Linked DNA regions of Mus musculus: all the other regions are linked to region 2. The links are chromatin contacts, found by Hi-C or POLR2A ChIA-PET in ENCODE. All regions are on one chromosome and are shown on one strand. Each heading gives the region's core, a stretch centred on a gene start or an enhancer-like site at or near the end of the contact. The rest is flanking DNA. Distances are from core to core; before and after follow the strand shown.

What was found. A loop is a pair of places that touch in the nucleus more often than their neighbours do. ChIA-PET counts read pairs that join two places held with the same protein, here RNA polymerase II (POLR2A).
Region 1: POLR2A ChIA-PET joins it to region 2 with 47 read pairs in Patski. The contact joins the promoter of Syt12 here to the promoter of Rhod in region 2. POLR2A ChIA-PET finds 5 or more read pairs at or near these places in 2 of 5 experiments (Patski and embryonic stem cell).
Region 3: POLR2A ChIA-PET joins it to region 2 with 55 read pairs in Patski. The contact joins the promoter of Kdm2a here to the promoter of Rhod in region 2. A Hi-C loop is called at or near these places in 1 of 37 maps with a recorded cell type or tissue (T-helper 1 cell). POLR2A ChIA-PET finds 5 or more read pairs at or near these places in 3 of 5 experiments (Patski and embryonic stem cell).
Region 4: POLR2A ChIA-PET joins it to region 2 with 16 read pairs in Patski. The contact joins the promoter of 2010003K11Rik here to the promoter of Rhod in region 2. POLR2A ChIA-PET finds 5 or more read pairs at or near these places in 2 of 5 experiments (Patski and embryonic stem cell).

What each region holds. Positions count from the first base shown.
Region 1 is chr19:4,474,735-4,478,406 of GRCm38, forward strand. Syt12 (synaptotagmin XII) reads right to left here and starts at 2,409. Exons shown (of 8, transcript NM_134164.5): 1 at 2,201-2,409.
Region 2 is chr19:4,437,876-4,441,191 of GRCm38, forward strand. Rhod (ras homolog family member D) reads right to left here and starts at 1,568. Exons shown (of 5, transcript NM_007485.5): 1 at 1,345-1,568. The coding sequence starts at 1,476. It overlaps A930001C03Rik (RIKEN cDNA A930001C03 gene), which reads left to right and starts at 1,448. Exons shown (of 3, transcript NR_045990.1): 1 at 1,448-1,514.
Region 3 is chr19:4,395,770-4,399,552 of GRCm38, forward strand. It overlaps Kdm2a (lysine (K)-specific demethylase 2A), which reads right to left and starts at 1,308. Exons shown (of 21, transcript NM_001001984.2): 1 at 542-1,308. It overlaps 9430078G10Rik, which reads left to right and starts at 115. Exons shown (of 3, transcript XM_030251152.1): 1 at 115-124; 2 at 561-1,681; 3 at 2,342-2,872. The coding sequence starts at 115. The coding sequence ends at 2,872.
Region 4 is chr19:4,496,717-4,499,993 of GRCm38, forward strand. It overlaps 2010003K11Rik (RIKEN cDNA 2010003K11 gene), which reads right to left and starts at 1,867. Exons shown (of 2, transcript NM_027237.2): 1 at 1,528-1,867; 2 at 72-898. The coding sequence starts at 1,803. The coding sequence ends at 800.

The DNA.
Region 1 (3,672 bases), core at 1,159-3,658, 38 kb after region 2:
GTTGCCCAGCCACCACATAGGGAGCTGACAATATCCCAGGTCTGCCTGCAGCACGTGCCCTTGTTAATGGCTTTATTCACAACCTGAGAGACCCTTGGCTCCATCTCTCCCCAGGCAACACCAGTGAGTTCCTATCGCCGCCCAGAGGTTGCAACTTTGGCTAGGGCTAGGATGCTGACAAGGCATTTGAAGGCCAGGGCAGCCAGTGGCCAGAGCTGGCACTTCTGAATCACAGCAGGGGCCAGCTGGGGTTGCTCCAGATCTTCATCTGAGCTCAAACTGTGCATCTTCCCCCTTAAGCATCCCTCTTTATCCCACCCTACAGTCAGCCCCAGGGTCTACACTGCATGGAGCAGTGTTCATTGAGGAACAGCCCCTGCTTCACAGTTGTGCTTAATAGGATCCTCCTACCTCCCTCCCCAGCACTACCTCCACATGTGCTGAGTGCTTAACTACAAGCCTCATGCATAATTGGTGCCCACCAGACCTGGTGACTGAATAAATTACTGGATCCCCATTTTATAGACGAGGAAGATGGGGGCCACACACATCCCAACATCGAAACTCTGGGCTTCATATTAGTGAAAGATGGTGGCTCTGGGCCACCATGCTGACGGCTGACCAGGCCCCGCAGGTCACTGGGAAGGTTGGAAGCATTGTGCTGGAATCGGACCATGGCAGAGGCTCCCGCACCTCCTGAGCTTGTCAGAGAAATGCCTTTCAAGGAATTCTGTGTGTAGAACCAGGGACCCTGAGCCAAGTCCCTTCTCTGCACTTTACCCGCTGTTTCTTGCTCAGTGTCCCTGCATGCCCAGCAAGGTGGTGACTCCCTTTATCTCTACCTTGGCATCGGCAGGTAATAAGGATGGGGAAGAGCTTTCGGGGGAGCTTCTGTCTTCTAGGCTGTGAGTTTCTTCAGGGACCTTTAGGCTTGACAAAGCTTTGCAAGTGAGTAAGAGCATCTCTCCCCCACAACACTTTCCGGATGGATAACCACATCCTGGTGCCATCCCCCAGACACCCGCAGGAACCACAGTGCAGACTGGCTGGGGGTGGGTGACAGCTGACACTGGGCACCTACTATGTGCCAGCATAGTATCAGGGGGGACTTGCCTTGTGCTCAGGAAATGCCCCCAGAGAGTCCAGGGTTCCCTGTCAGCCCTGGAAATGTAGGGAGGGGTGGCCTAGCAGCTGAGACTCCAGCCCTTCAAGGTGTGAAAAGTGACTTGCCCCATCCAAGTCACTAGCAAGCACTTAGTAGGATGAAGCCAGGTTTGGACCCCAGGCTGGGAGGTCCCACTCTTCTGGGCTGCTTGAGAAAGATTTCACATTGCTCAGAGAGGACTGGAAATGGGGGTTGGGGTTGGGATTGGGGGTGGGGTGGGGTGAGGTGAGTGTATAATTGTAATTGTCCTGGCCTTACTGGGTGCATTGTTAACACCTAGGTGGGTTTCCTTCCCTTGCCTTTCTTAGTTTCTAATAAGGACTACTTCTGAGGCTCTGCAAACTCTGCACCCTGGCTAAACAGCTCAGGTGCTTGTTTCCCAGGTTCTTCTCAACGGATTTGTCCCCATCAACTGTAAGGCGAGACAGTCTTTTAGCAGCACCATGCCCACCAAAGAGAAAGGCTCAGGGCTCCTTCACCTACAATGCCGTTTACTGCCCCCATGTTCAGCTCCCGTCTATACACAGCTTCGAGTGAAGCTCAAGGAACCCTTAGGTTCTTCCCGTAGGCCTCCTGGAGAAGAGATGCGACGCGCCCCCTACGATGCAGATCCTCATACCCTCACACCACACTGGAATTTTGGGAGGGGGCACTGGCCAGGGACCCCCAACGGGATGTAAGGTCAGGGGCAGTTAGGACAGCCAAGGTGTTGAGTGTGAAGGTGAGGGGTGTGTGCGGTGTGCGAGCTCAGGGGAGGTGTGTAAACAGCCGGGTGAACCGCGTGTGTGCACATGGGGGCCGGGCGAGCTGGCGCCAGGCGATGCGCAGTGCGCGGAGTGGCTGGGCCGGGGAAGGGCGCCGGGCGTGCTCTGTGCCCCGCGTTGGTGTGCCAGCGCAGCGCGGGGGTGCAGACGTACGGAGTGTGAGGGGCCCCGGGTTTCGGGCTTAAGAAGAGGGACTGAGTGCGTCCGCCCGTCCATGCCCAGGGCGCTTGTGCCTGCCGCGCTCTGTGTGGGGGCCAGGGTGCCTACTCACCCGGGGTTCCGCGGAGGGGACGCGGGTCCGACTCCTGGTTCTATCTCTGCTCCCACGCTGGCCTCCCGCAGTTGGCTCTCACAGGCGCTCGGCCGCCCGCTGCTACGCCACCCCTGCAGTGTAGCGGGGCGCTCGTCTCCTGCTGGAGCCTCGCCTCACCGATGGGGGCTCCGCGGGGCCCGGCGGCCGAATGGAGCAGCGCCGCAGTCCGGGCACGCTCCCAGGAGCCCGCCGCGCGCTCCCTCGCGCTCGCCCGCCCGCTCGCCTGCTCCTTCTTGAATTTAAAGTGACAACCCCGAGCGCTCTCTCTACTCCAAGGAGCAGAGCAGCGCTGCGAGGATCTAGTCGGAGATCCCCAAGCGCGTGAGGGTCCTGGGGGGGGGGGGGGCAGCCAAGTTGGACCCTGGGATCGCAGGCTTGTGGATGTGTTGGGTAGGGAACCCTGTGCTCACCAGGGGCGCACCCCACTCCCTTTATGTTGTTCTCCTTCTAGGCCTCAGTTTCTTTATCTGTAAAACGGACTCAAGAGAGTCACACACACACACACACACTCACAAAATCAGACCAGCGAGCAGCGCAGCCAGCAGTATTCCCTTCTCTGAATGGCTGATATTTCCTTCCATGATTGAGTTGTGATTGTACGCTATACCAGTCCAGGTCACTTACCGACATCATCTTTTGTAATCTCTGCAATGACCTCATCGGCGGCCACTCCATTTATTTATTTATTTTTTTTGAGATAAGGCCCAGGGTGGATATGAAGGCCAAATGACTTCAAAGTCTTTTTTTTTTTTTTTTTTTTTTTTTTTTTTTTTTTTTTTTTAGAGAGAGAGAGAGGGAGAATGGGAGAATGAATCACTTTATAGCCCTAGCTGTCCTGGAAATCACTAAGTAGATCAGGCTGGCCTTGCTCGAACTCACAGAGATATCAGCCTCTGTCTCCCAATTGCTGGGACTAAAGGCATGTGCCACCACACCTGACTTTCTTTTTTAACCTCTTAAGGGTCATACTTTCTCTTCCAAGGAATGAATGAATCATTCAGGAGATATTTATGACGCTCTCACCCAGGCTCTCGGCACAGTGCCAGGCGTGGGCGATCTTCCGGGAACAAGGGACAGGTCCCCTCCCTGCCCGCGCAGTCTGGCAGGAAGATAAGTCGGGTATTAGGAGAGGCTGGGTGTTGCCCTTCAGGAGGGGGCGGCGGGGCACCTGTTCTGGACACAGTGACCAGAACAGCGAGCTGGGAAGACACCTGACTAGGCCTCCAGGAGGATCTGGAGTCTGGGAGAGAAGTTGACAATCTCATGGAGAGCCAATACCAAAAGGCTGGGTTGTCTGAGAGTAGTGTGGAGAGCAGACAGACAAGCTTGGTCCAGAAAACCAAAGGGAGGTTGCAACTTCACCCTCACCTATAGGGGGCACCATCATTTTCTGGACCTGAAAAAGAAGTGAGTTCTGTCTTGGAGCTAGG
Region 2 (3,316 bases), core at 318-2,817:
TCTGCCTAGTGTCTAGGATGCCTGCCCCAGGCCAGTGTTGCAGAGCCTTCCCCACCCCCTCCACCTTTAGGTGCCTCCTCTGATCTCCTGGTTCCCACGTTGGTTGGGTTCCCATGGGCAGTACCTAAAGACCTGGAAAATATCTCCTATACTTAAAAACAAAAAAACTGTAACTGGTCAAAGAAGGTGACGTCAGCTTTGCAAACCACAAAACCAAAGGCTGTGAGATGGGTATGGTGGTGCATACACGTGATCTGAGCAATCCTTGGGCCGAGAGACAGGAGGACTGAGCGTACAAGGCCTCCACAGTAATATCCTGTCTCAAAAACAAAACAGGAACCACTAAAGTAAAACGACAAAAATACAACCCCCCCCCCCAAAAAAAAACCCAACAACCATAAAAACCACTGGTATTCAGAGTAGCAAGCAAGACTGTGCCCTATTTGCCAGGTCAGCTTCTCTGGCTCCTTCCATCAAATTACCCACTTCTGCACAATCCCAGAGGCCAGAAGGACGTGGGGACAGGAAAAGAAGGCTTGCTGCTGAAGGCAAACCCACAAACACACAGGACCCCCACTCCTCGTGGAGGCACAGAAGGAGGGCTCAGCCACTGTTCTGGTCATGGGGTCCTTGAGGACTCACAGTGACAAGCCCAGAGAGCCAGGATGCAACCAGGTACCGCACCGAGCCGGCCATCAGCCTTCAGCCTCACTGTCCCAGCTTTCTTCCCCCTATCAGGTTGCTCTGAGAAACTGAGGCTTGGTTAGAGTCGAAGTATGGCATAATCAGACTCTTCAGAGAAGGGTCGGTGTTCCAGTTTTCCTCTCTAGGGTAAAGCATGGGGATTTGCACCATAGTGGATGGAGAAGAGGTGATGTCGCCCGACGAACATCACTTACTAACTTTCAGCAACTAACTTTCAGCACTCTTTTCTATACTACGCTCGGGTAGGGGCTTTCAGTCCTATCATGTAGTTAACCTTCAGAGAGGTTAAGGGACTTGCCCAAAGGCACACAGCTGTAAGAGGCAAAGGCTTGATTTTACTGCTGCCAGTCGAGCTCCAAAGTCCTCACACTCTCGTCGCCAAGTAGTGACAACAACTGCTCTCGTAGGATTTGCTATTTCCCTAGGTGGCCCAATTCAGTCCCTGTGACACCCCTCCCCCTAAGTGCTATTAGTCCCACTTTGCTTCTACTGGCTAAAACTGAAAAACTCTGCCTTCGACCCCAGGCCCTGCTGAGATTTCCCCCTAGGAGGCTAGAGCTGGGTTCTTTCGAGGCAGCTCTCAGCAGACCCGCACATGGGGGGTGTCCCCAGCGCAGGGCCAAGGATGAGGGCACTCACCTCTGGGAAGGCCCCTTTGGCGAAGACCATCATCAGTGACGTCTTCCCGCAGCCCCCGTCGCCCACCAGGACCACCTTGACCGAGTGCCCGCTCTGCGGCGCCTCTTCTCCCGCAACCTGGGACGCGTTCATCCCTGGCTGGCGGACGGCGGTGCGCGGAGCAGCAGGCGGTACGCGGCGGGCTGGCTGCGGCGGGCGCGGGGCTGGCCCGGCGGGACAGGAATGTGGAAGGGGCGGGGCGGCGGGAGGAAGTGGGAGCGGGGCGGCCGGGACAGGAGGCGGCCCGGGGGGCGGGGGACACCCAGCTCAGGTGAGAAGCCCGGGACAAGATGGGGGTGCGGCGCCCGCCCAAGGGTGGACGCTCCTGGGGTCCGGTCTCCTGGCGTCCTGTCTAGACACTCAAGAAAGACTTTTGCAGCACCTACTGCGTGCAGTCGCTGAGGCCGCAGGGGTGAGCGGAGACCTACGCCTCCAGAGGGCACCCAGGGCTCGTGGGAGAGTAGACAAGTACTTGGAGAGAGGCTGGGGACAGGGAAGGAGGAAGCACCTGGACTATCTGCCATGGGTGGGAGGTTATTTTTATGAATGAATGGGTGGGTGAATGAATGAATGAATGAATGAATGAATATGAGTTTCTGCTATTTGCGGACCTCCTCCAAATGTTGTAGGCCAGATGAGAAAGGAGTGGCCCGGGCATGCCCTTGTGGGTCACTGCAGGACCTCTTCAGCCAGCTCCAGGAAGTTTCAATGAAGGTGGAATTACCACGCATCTCACCCAGGCAGCCAGTGAGCTAAGGAAAACTATGGAACCGTCCATCTGTAGAGCTCAGAGCTAGCTCTGGCACATGGCAGATGTCATGAATGGTTCATATTATGGTATATAGTATGATGGCCTTTTAGTTTTATTTTTTACGCGTGTGGGCGTTTTATCTGCATGTATAGACATAGACATGCATCCTGGTGTCCTCTGCACTCGGAAACCCTGGAACTAGAGTTACAGACATTATGAGCCACTATGTGGGTGAACCGGGATCCTCTGGAAGAGCAGCCAATGTTCTTAACCTCTGGGCCATCTCTCCAGCTCTTTGGTATAATGTTTAATCAATGCAGATGATCCTTAGTTTCTTAGAGTCTGGGGACCCTGCACTGTTCCGATCAAAACCTCGACTCTGAGAAGCCTAGAATAGGAGGTGTCAGGACAGGAGAAAGGAAAAAGGGGCTCTTCGAAGAGACTGGAGCAAGGTAGCCACGCCCCCACTTCTTAGCGACAGGACAGAGGGCGGGACTTGGCTGAGGAGCTAGTATCTGGAGGGTGGAGCACTTTGGATTTCAGGAATAAATCTTACTTTTCTCTAAATCTCCGCAACCTTCTTTGTGATCAGATTTTTCTTTTTAACTTTTGGTGAGCATAAGTGGGCTGGAAATGTAGCCGCGCTGCCCGGATGCTTAACCAGCACTCATGAAAGCCTCGGTCCCATTCCCAGTTCCACATAAACCGGGCTTGGAGATCCATGCTTCTAATTCCAATACTGATGAGGTGAAGCCAGGAAAATCTGAAGCTCAATGTCAGCTTGGCTGTTCAGTGAGTTCAAGGCCAGCATGGATTAGATATTCTGTCTAAAAAAGAGGGGAAAAAGGTCTCGCCTGTCTCCCCAGACCTCAGACTGGGTGTTTAATGGAAGCTAAGTGGACCATGGTCAGAAGTCTTTGGGTTTCACCTCCATGACTTCATCTCCCATTGTATTCAAAGTCAGGCAGTGAAGAGGACCTTCAGCCCTATTTGATCCTCACTGTGTCTCAAGGAGGCAGTTTCCAGTTTCCCTCTGGGCCAGAGGTCAGCTGTATGGAAGGAGCCTCCCAGAAGCCTCCCCAGCTCCACCTTTTGGATGCCCCTTTCCCGAAACCGCCACAGGGCTGGGCGGGACTTGGCATGAAGCTGGGTGTGTGGCTGAACAGGATGCCCAGAAGGAGT
Region 3 (3,783 bases), core at 58-2,557, 42 kb before region 2:
AAACTACCATCCACCTCAAGGTGGACAACTACAGAACAAATTTGAGAGTTGCAAACGGAGGCAAAAATACCATCTAATCTAGATGAGTAAATAATAAATGAAACGTCTCGATATATGGATACGGGTGAAACATCCATTAAATAAAGGCCGGTTGGCACGTCAATCAATCCACAACACCAAGCAAGGGTTTTCGTTTTTCTAAATATCTTTCTCCAGAATAATGGCTTCTAATTGGATATACAAATGTTTTTTTTCTCTCTTGTAAATATAATACGGCCACGTTAACAAAATCCTTTCAGAGGACCCGATGACATAGTTTGCGAGAGCAGTTCGTGGCACTGCCCTCCTCGGCCTCGGTCGCGAGGGACACAGTCTGCACCCCAGGGCCGGACAGCAAAGCGGTAAACCTCGACTGCTCCCCTAGGGAAAAGGCGTTCTGTGGCTCACCCCTTGCAAAGAAATAAAAACTTTACATTAAGTCTTTAGATAAGACCGGGAACCAAACTTCCCAGGGCGGGGGAGGGGGGAGGGGAAATCTCACCGAGGATTTTGTTCTTGAGTTCTTGTCCAAGAGAGAAGTAAAATTCCAAACACAGACAAAATAAAATCCCAAACGTCGTCTTCGGTATTTCTGTGTATTAACCCAGTATCCAGAGAAGGGTCAGAGCGACCCGGAAAAGAGGAAACAGTTACTGAATCAAACCTCCTCTTCTGGCTTTTACAGACTCCGCGTCCGAGGCGTCAGGGAAGCAAGACCACTCGGCTACTCCCCCAAGCTGGCGGTCAGCAGCCCCAGCCCGAGACCCGGGTCAACCGGGCCGCGGGAAACACCCTCCTCTCGGTACCCTCAGCCGGCCACAGCCGCTACCGAAGCCCAGGAACCGCGGCCGATCAGCTGAGACCCGCCCGGCCGACGCTCCCCGCGCCGCCCGGCCCCCCGGAACGCGGGCCCCGGCCCCGGGGGGCGGAGAGGGCGGGAGCAGCGAAGCGCCCTGACCGGGGGCCTTCGGCTGCCTTTGCGTCGTCCCCTGAGCCGGGGCTCCGCGCTGCGGGACGATCCCCCGTACACCCCCAGCTACTCCCCAGTAGCAGAGGAGGGACTCCGGGGGATGGGCCCCCTGACGTTGCCCTTCCACGCGAAGAGCCCACTGCCCGGGAGGGAAACAACCGCGACGGGCCCGGGAACTGGAAAGGTGCTCTGCGGCCCGCCGCCGCCGCCGCCGCCGCTGCCGGGGAGGGGTGTTGTTTCCCTCACACAGGAGGATCCGCTGAAGCAGCCGCCGCCATTTTGAACCCGTCAGATTCTCACATACACACAGCTCCTCCGGCCTCACTGCGCAGGCGCCCTCTCTTCACCACCACCCCCTCCCTCCCGTCGCCTCTCCACCCCCACCTCTTTCGAGCCTCCCTGCGCGTCTTACCGCTCTCCGGGACACACGTGAACGCGCACGCGTCACTCCCCCCACCCCACCCCGCCCCCTCTACCACGGACACACCGCCGGAGCGCGCACGCGCCGATTGCGTCGGCCTCGAATCGCCCGCGCCCCGCGACGCCGACGCGGTTCCCCGCCCTCCCCCCCTCGCGTCAGCCCGCACGCCCTCTGGCCGGCCTACCGCCCCCGCTCCCTGCCCGCCTCCTCTCAGGTCGCCGGCTCGACCGGGTGCCTGCGCCTGCGCGCCAGTCGCGAGCCTCCTCCGCGCGCGCTCTCTCTCTCCCCCACACCCGCACACAGACACACACGCACACACAGACGCGCGCGCGCGCGCACACACACACACACACACACACTCGCAACTTCGCCGGTGACCCCGCCCACCGCCGGCCAGCTGCGCCAGCCGCCCTCCCTCCCCCACTACTCTAGGGAGGGTTGTGACCCCCGACCCCCACAAAACACAGCACCCCGCCCCAAGCAGTAGGAAGCATCTCCCCTTCCCCTTCGAGCCACCTCTGCTGGGTGGTCAGACGGGTCACACAAACGTGGGCCAGACGGCCTGGGTCAGGGCAGCCGTTGGCCGCTTCAACGCGGGGTCCCCCGGGGTCATGCCATGGGAGCGGGCCAGAGCCGGGTGCTGTGCTCGGGTCTTGTCAGACCCAGGGAGTGCACGGAAAGAAGCGCCCTCCCGCCGGGCGCCCTCCCTCACGCGCCGGCCGGCCGAGGCCCACCTGCTCGCCATCCCGGAGTAGGCCCCTGCGCCCCCCGCTGCAGGGCCTGGCCGCCCTTAGCACGGGGGGAGCTCCTGTCCGTGCAGCGAACCGGTTTCGCCTCACCCACTCCTCGCCGCTCCGAAGGGGCAGGAACCGGTAGCAGTAGCATGTCTGTCCCGAGCTCTGTTCCCTCAGGGCAGCTCCAGACGCTTGACAAGGGAGTCCACAGGTGCTGTGCGCGACAGTGGGATCCACGACGGCTCAGGGGTGGCAGCAGCTAGCACACCCCACTGCGGGCCGCAGGCTCCCAGGGAGGTGGCCCAGGGAGCCCCTGCTGTTGGCCACGCTCAGGTTTCCGTAGCGCCGGTGCCCTCGGCGGCCCGGGTGGGACGTGACCCCGCCCCCGGCGAGTCGGGGCACCCCCCACGGAGAGGGGCGCGGGCCGCCCCTAACCCCAGGGCCGCGGCTTGCGAGGGAGGCCCAGCCGAGAAAATGTCTCCGGTTTGTGTGCGCAGCTTCGCGCGAGGGTCAGCGATGGGGCAGCGGCGGCCCAAGCTGCTCGGCCCTGCCGACGAACCGGCTCCCGCGGCTCGACAGCCGCCCGACGGGCAAGCGGGCTCCGGACGTCGACGGAGCCCAGCCAGAGGTAACAGCAATGCCATGCGAGCAGCCCAACTGCGCTCAGGGCAGTTCCCCAGCCAATCTCGTGCTTTGAGGCCCGTTTAAATTGTAAATCCCACAAAGGACGGTGGCCTGGACGCTACACATCCAAGTGCTTGAGGTTGGCACTTTCCCCTTGCTGACTGGTGTCACATTTTTTTCTCCCTGCCTTGGTTTCCAACTCTTCACCTTGATTCTGAAGAGTCTGGGTTGGAAGAGGAAGACTACCGTGGTAGAGCTATCATAATAACGTTCGTAAACAGCCTTCTAGGTCTTTTAGGAAGACGTTAGTGGCCGACAGTTGGAAAAAATGATACTTTCTTTTGCTATCACAGTTTGAACTGGGGTAAAGAAAGACACTCCTTAAATCCAAAGTATTACTTAATACAGCAAAAAGTTTTGCACACAGGATTTTAACAGACATTCTCTGCTGCTTTTCACATCTTTAGTAGACAAGAGAAAGAGCTTTGTGTTTCTAAACTCGTTTTAAAACTAAACAATGGGAATATAAGATTAAACGTGTGCATATTACTGTGATAGAGGTTCACAGCTCTGCAACTGCCAACAGAAACATCTCACAACAAAAGTGATTGGTTTGTATGGTCTCATTATCTTGCAGCCAGGCACTGAGCAAAGTCACTTTATTCTGATACCAGTTGCTTTTCAGACTTTTTAGAGCATTGCTTCGAAGAGTCACTGTCAGAAACTTTGCCAGATTGAAGGCCTCTTTTGGTGTTCCAGGCTATAGTAAAATATGTTTTAAACTAGTACTCTTACCCGTGTGGTGACTCACACTTGGGAGGCAATCCTAGGACTCCACAGAGGCTGAGGCAGGAAGAGTCCCATAAGTTAAAAGCCAACCTATGTGGATAATGAATTCAGGTCAGCTTGGCCTTACAGAGTGCAACCCTGTCTCAGAAAAAGGCGGTAGTCTTTTATATCCAGTGGCAGGTGTGGCCCCAAAGACATCAGGATTT
Region 4 (3,277 bases), core at 617-3,116, 59 kb after region 2:
AGTGAGGCCGTGGACTCTGAACCTGGGAGAGGCCCAGAGCCTGTGCATTAGTCACTAGACAAAGACTTTCCTTCAGGTCAGTGGCTTTATTAATGGGTTCAACCCCAGTGTTAGGCAGTGTGTATGTGTAGGAGGAAGGTCTCTTCTCCACTCCTGACCTCAGTTTCCCTCTGTCACACAGGGAGAGAAGACTTCCCTGCTTTCTTCATCGGGATATCATGAAGTCCAAAGGCAGCCATATGCATGTTTGGGCTTCTCAGGCATATAGCAACCCCCCCAGGACAGTCCAGACATGGTCCTAGCCTGTGAAGGCTCACAGTCTATGAGGGAGGCCCAAGCCTTGGCCAGTCACTGGCAGCTGCCCAGAAAGCCATGTGGAGCTTGGCCCTGGGAGCAGGTGATATTCAGGAAGTTCTCAGCCTTTCTTTGGCTTCACTGAACTCTGACCTGGAAGTGGGTGGCTGGTCTTTGTGGGGCCAAGGGGTCACAGTTGCTACTCTCATTTCTGTGTAGGTCCCTAAGACCTTCATAAATGCCAGTCCAGGGAGTCTTTAAACCCAAAAGGTAGAGAGCCAGGTATTTCCTCTTCAGGCCTATGGAGATCTTTGCTAAGAGATAGGTGCCAGAACCAAGAAGAGCAGCCACATGGGGGCTTTGAATGATCTGGTGGCAGAGGCCTCCTTGGGTCACAAGACAAAGTTCAAAAGCTGGAGCAGTTCAGAGTCCAGAAAAGCCATGCAGGGGCAGATGAAAAGACACAGGAGCAGAGCCGGTGGAGTGAGGGACAGTCACAGCAGCTTTAGTTGTTGGTGTCCAACAAGGTCTCTGGGGAGGCTGGTTGACTCAGGGTCACACTGGGGAAGCTGGCGACAAAACTCCTCCACCTTCTTTTCACATGCTGGAAGACCAAAGTAGGAGAAACATCATAGCAGTGGCTTCAAGTGGTGTTCCACTCACAGCCACCAGGTGGGGGTAGAGCCATGAAAGAGAAGCTAAACTCCTGGGGGGAGGGGAGACCCTTCCCCCTGGGACGAAGGGCCAGGAGGGGTGGGGCAAATCTACTCTTCATCCTGTGTGAGAGGTACAGACGGTAATTTGCCAGAAGTTGCATTGGCCAATCTGCCTGCCTCCTGCTCTAGTCACCCTTGCAACATAGTATTACATTAATCATCTTAATACAGCTCTCAGAGCCTTGTGTGGTAATATATGCCTGCACTCCCAGCACTCAGAACACTGAGTAGGATCAAGAGTTCCAGGCCACTCTGGGCTACTTATCGAGACCCCATCTCAAAACAGAAACAGCTCTGACCATATTCCACCCAGACCCCATTTGCCCACCCTCCTCCAACCTTCAGTGAATCCCCAGTGCCCACAGGGGTGAGGGGAATCACAACTGCTTTTAGTCAAATGCATTCAATTCCTGGGTATTTTGCTTGGCTTTCCTCAGGTCAGCTGTGCTCTTAACCCTTTGCTGCCCGGAGTCCCCACCCTTCCCCATGAAAGTGATAATTCAGTTTGAAGCCACACCTGCTGGTACTGTCTCAGCCACCGCCGGCTGCCTCCTCCTCTCTGGCCTTGGATCAGCTGTTCTTTGTCTCCCAGGGTCCCTGGCAGCCGCTCCTGGACAGAGACCTCCAGCCCTTCCGTGCCATCGGGGACCTGCGACCTGGACTTCTCACGGCCCAGTCTGAGGCTCAGTGCTCTGTGGAGTCGGCCATCCAGAGACCTCCCCTGGGACTCATGGAGCCTCCCATAGGAGGGCCGGGGTTCTCTAAAGGACTGGCTACGCAGGCTGGTCCCCATGATCCTAGAAGCTAGCACTGGTCGGTAAGCCACTAGCTTTGTGAGATGGCCTGGTGCCTTCACTCATATGATGGGAGATCACCTGTAGACAAAGGTCAGTGCTGCTGAGGTGGCTGTCATAAACCAAAGGGCAGGCCACAGAGGCCAAATATCTCTGAGTCATTCTCTCCATTGACTTCTCACCCTGTGGGACTATACAGCGCAGGCTGGCTTCCAGCTCGGGATCCTTCTGAATGCTAGGCTGGTTCCTATTGTCTTCCCTCCTCCCTCCAGACAGCCTTCTCTGACCACACCACCCTGGAGACCTTGCCGGCCTCCTCTGGCCTTGGCCTTGGCTGGCCGTACCACTCATCTCATTGACATTAAGCAAAGATTACTTCTACAACAGGACAGAGAACAGAATAGCTTCATTCTACAACAGTCAAAACCGTAACTACCAGGGTGAAATCGGGTAAGGCAGGGGCTGGACAGTGGACGGTACTTGTTTTCATGGCTCCAGACCTTCAGTTTTACAAGGTGAAAAGTGCTCTGGAGGTCAGCGGCACACATCCAAAATCGTGACCTGCAGGGGCTGGGGGGACGGCTCACTCATAAAGTGCTTGCTGCACAGGATCTGGGTTGGGTTCCCTGGTACCCCTGTGGAAAGGTGGATATGCATCTGTCATCCCAGACCTGGGAGAGACAGGAAACTCTCTGGGACTTGCAGTCCCTGTCTGAGCTGCATTGGTGAACTCCTGACCCAGTGGGACACACTGTCTCAAAAACTAAGGGGAAGGAGTGGTCGAGTGGGTACAGGCACTTGCTGACAAGCCTGACAACCTGAGTTTGATCCTTGGGATTCACCTGGTGGAGAGAACTGGCTGCCACAGGCTTTCCTCTCTCCACCACACATGCGCTGTGGCTCTCAAGAACACACAATACACACACACACACACACACACACACACACACACACACACAAATAAATGTAATTTGAAAATGTAAAAAGGTGAGGCCAGGCAAGGTGGCTCATTCAGTGCTCATGCCAGGGGAATTTCTGTGAGTTTCGGCCAGCCTGGTCTACACAGCTAGTTCCTCTCTCAAAAACTAAGAGGAAAAAAATTAAAGGTAGAGAATGACAGAGGAAGACACTTAGTGTCAACTTCTAGATTACACACATGTGTGCGAGTGTACACACACACACATAATCCCTTCACACACCATACAGAGACACAAAGAAAAAAATGACCTATAGTAAATATTATCTCAGTGCCAGACTTTTGTCTTAGACAGGGTCTTATGTTGCCCAGATGGGCCTCGCTATGTGGCAGAGGATGATCTCGAATTCCTGATCTCTGCCCTCCTCCACCTCCTGAATTCTTGGATTACAAGTATGGGTCACCATGCCTTGTGTAGACAGTGCTGGGGATGGAACACTGATGCTTGTGCACGCTAGGCAAGCACTGTGCCAACTCTGCTACATCCTCAGCCTGGC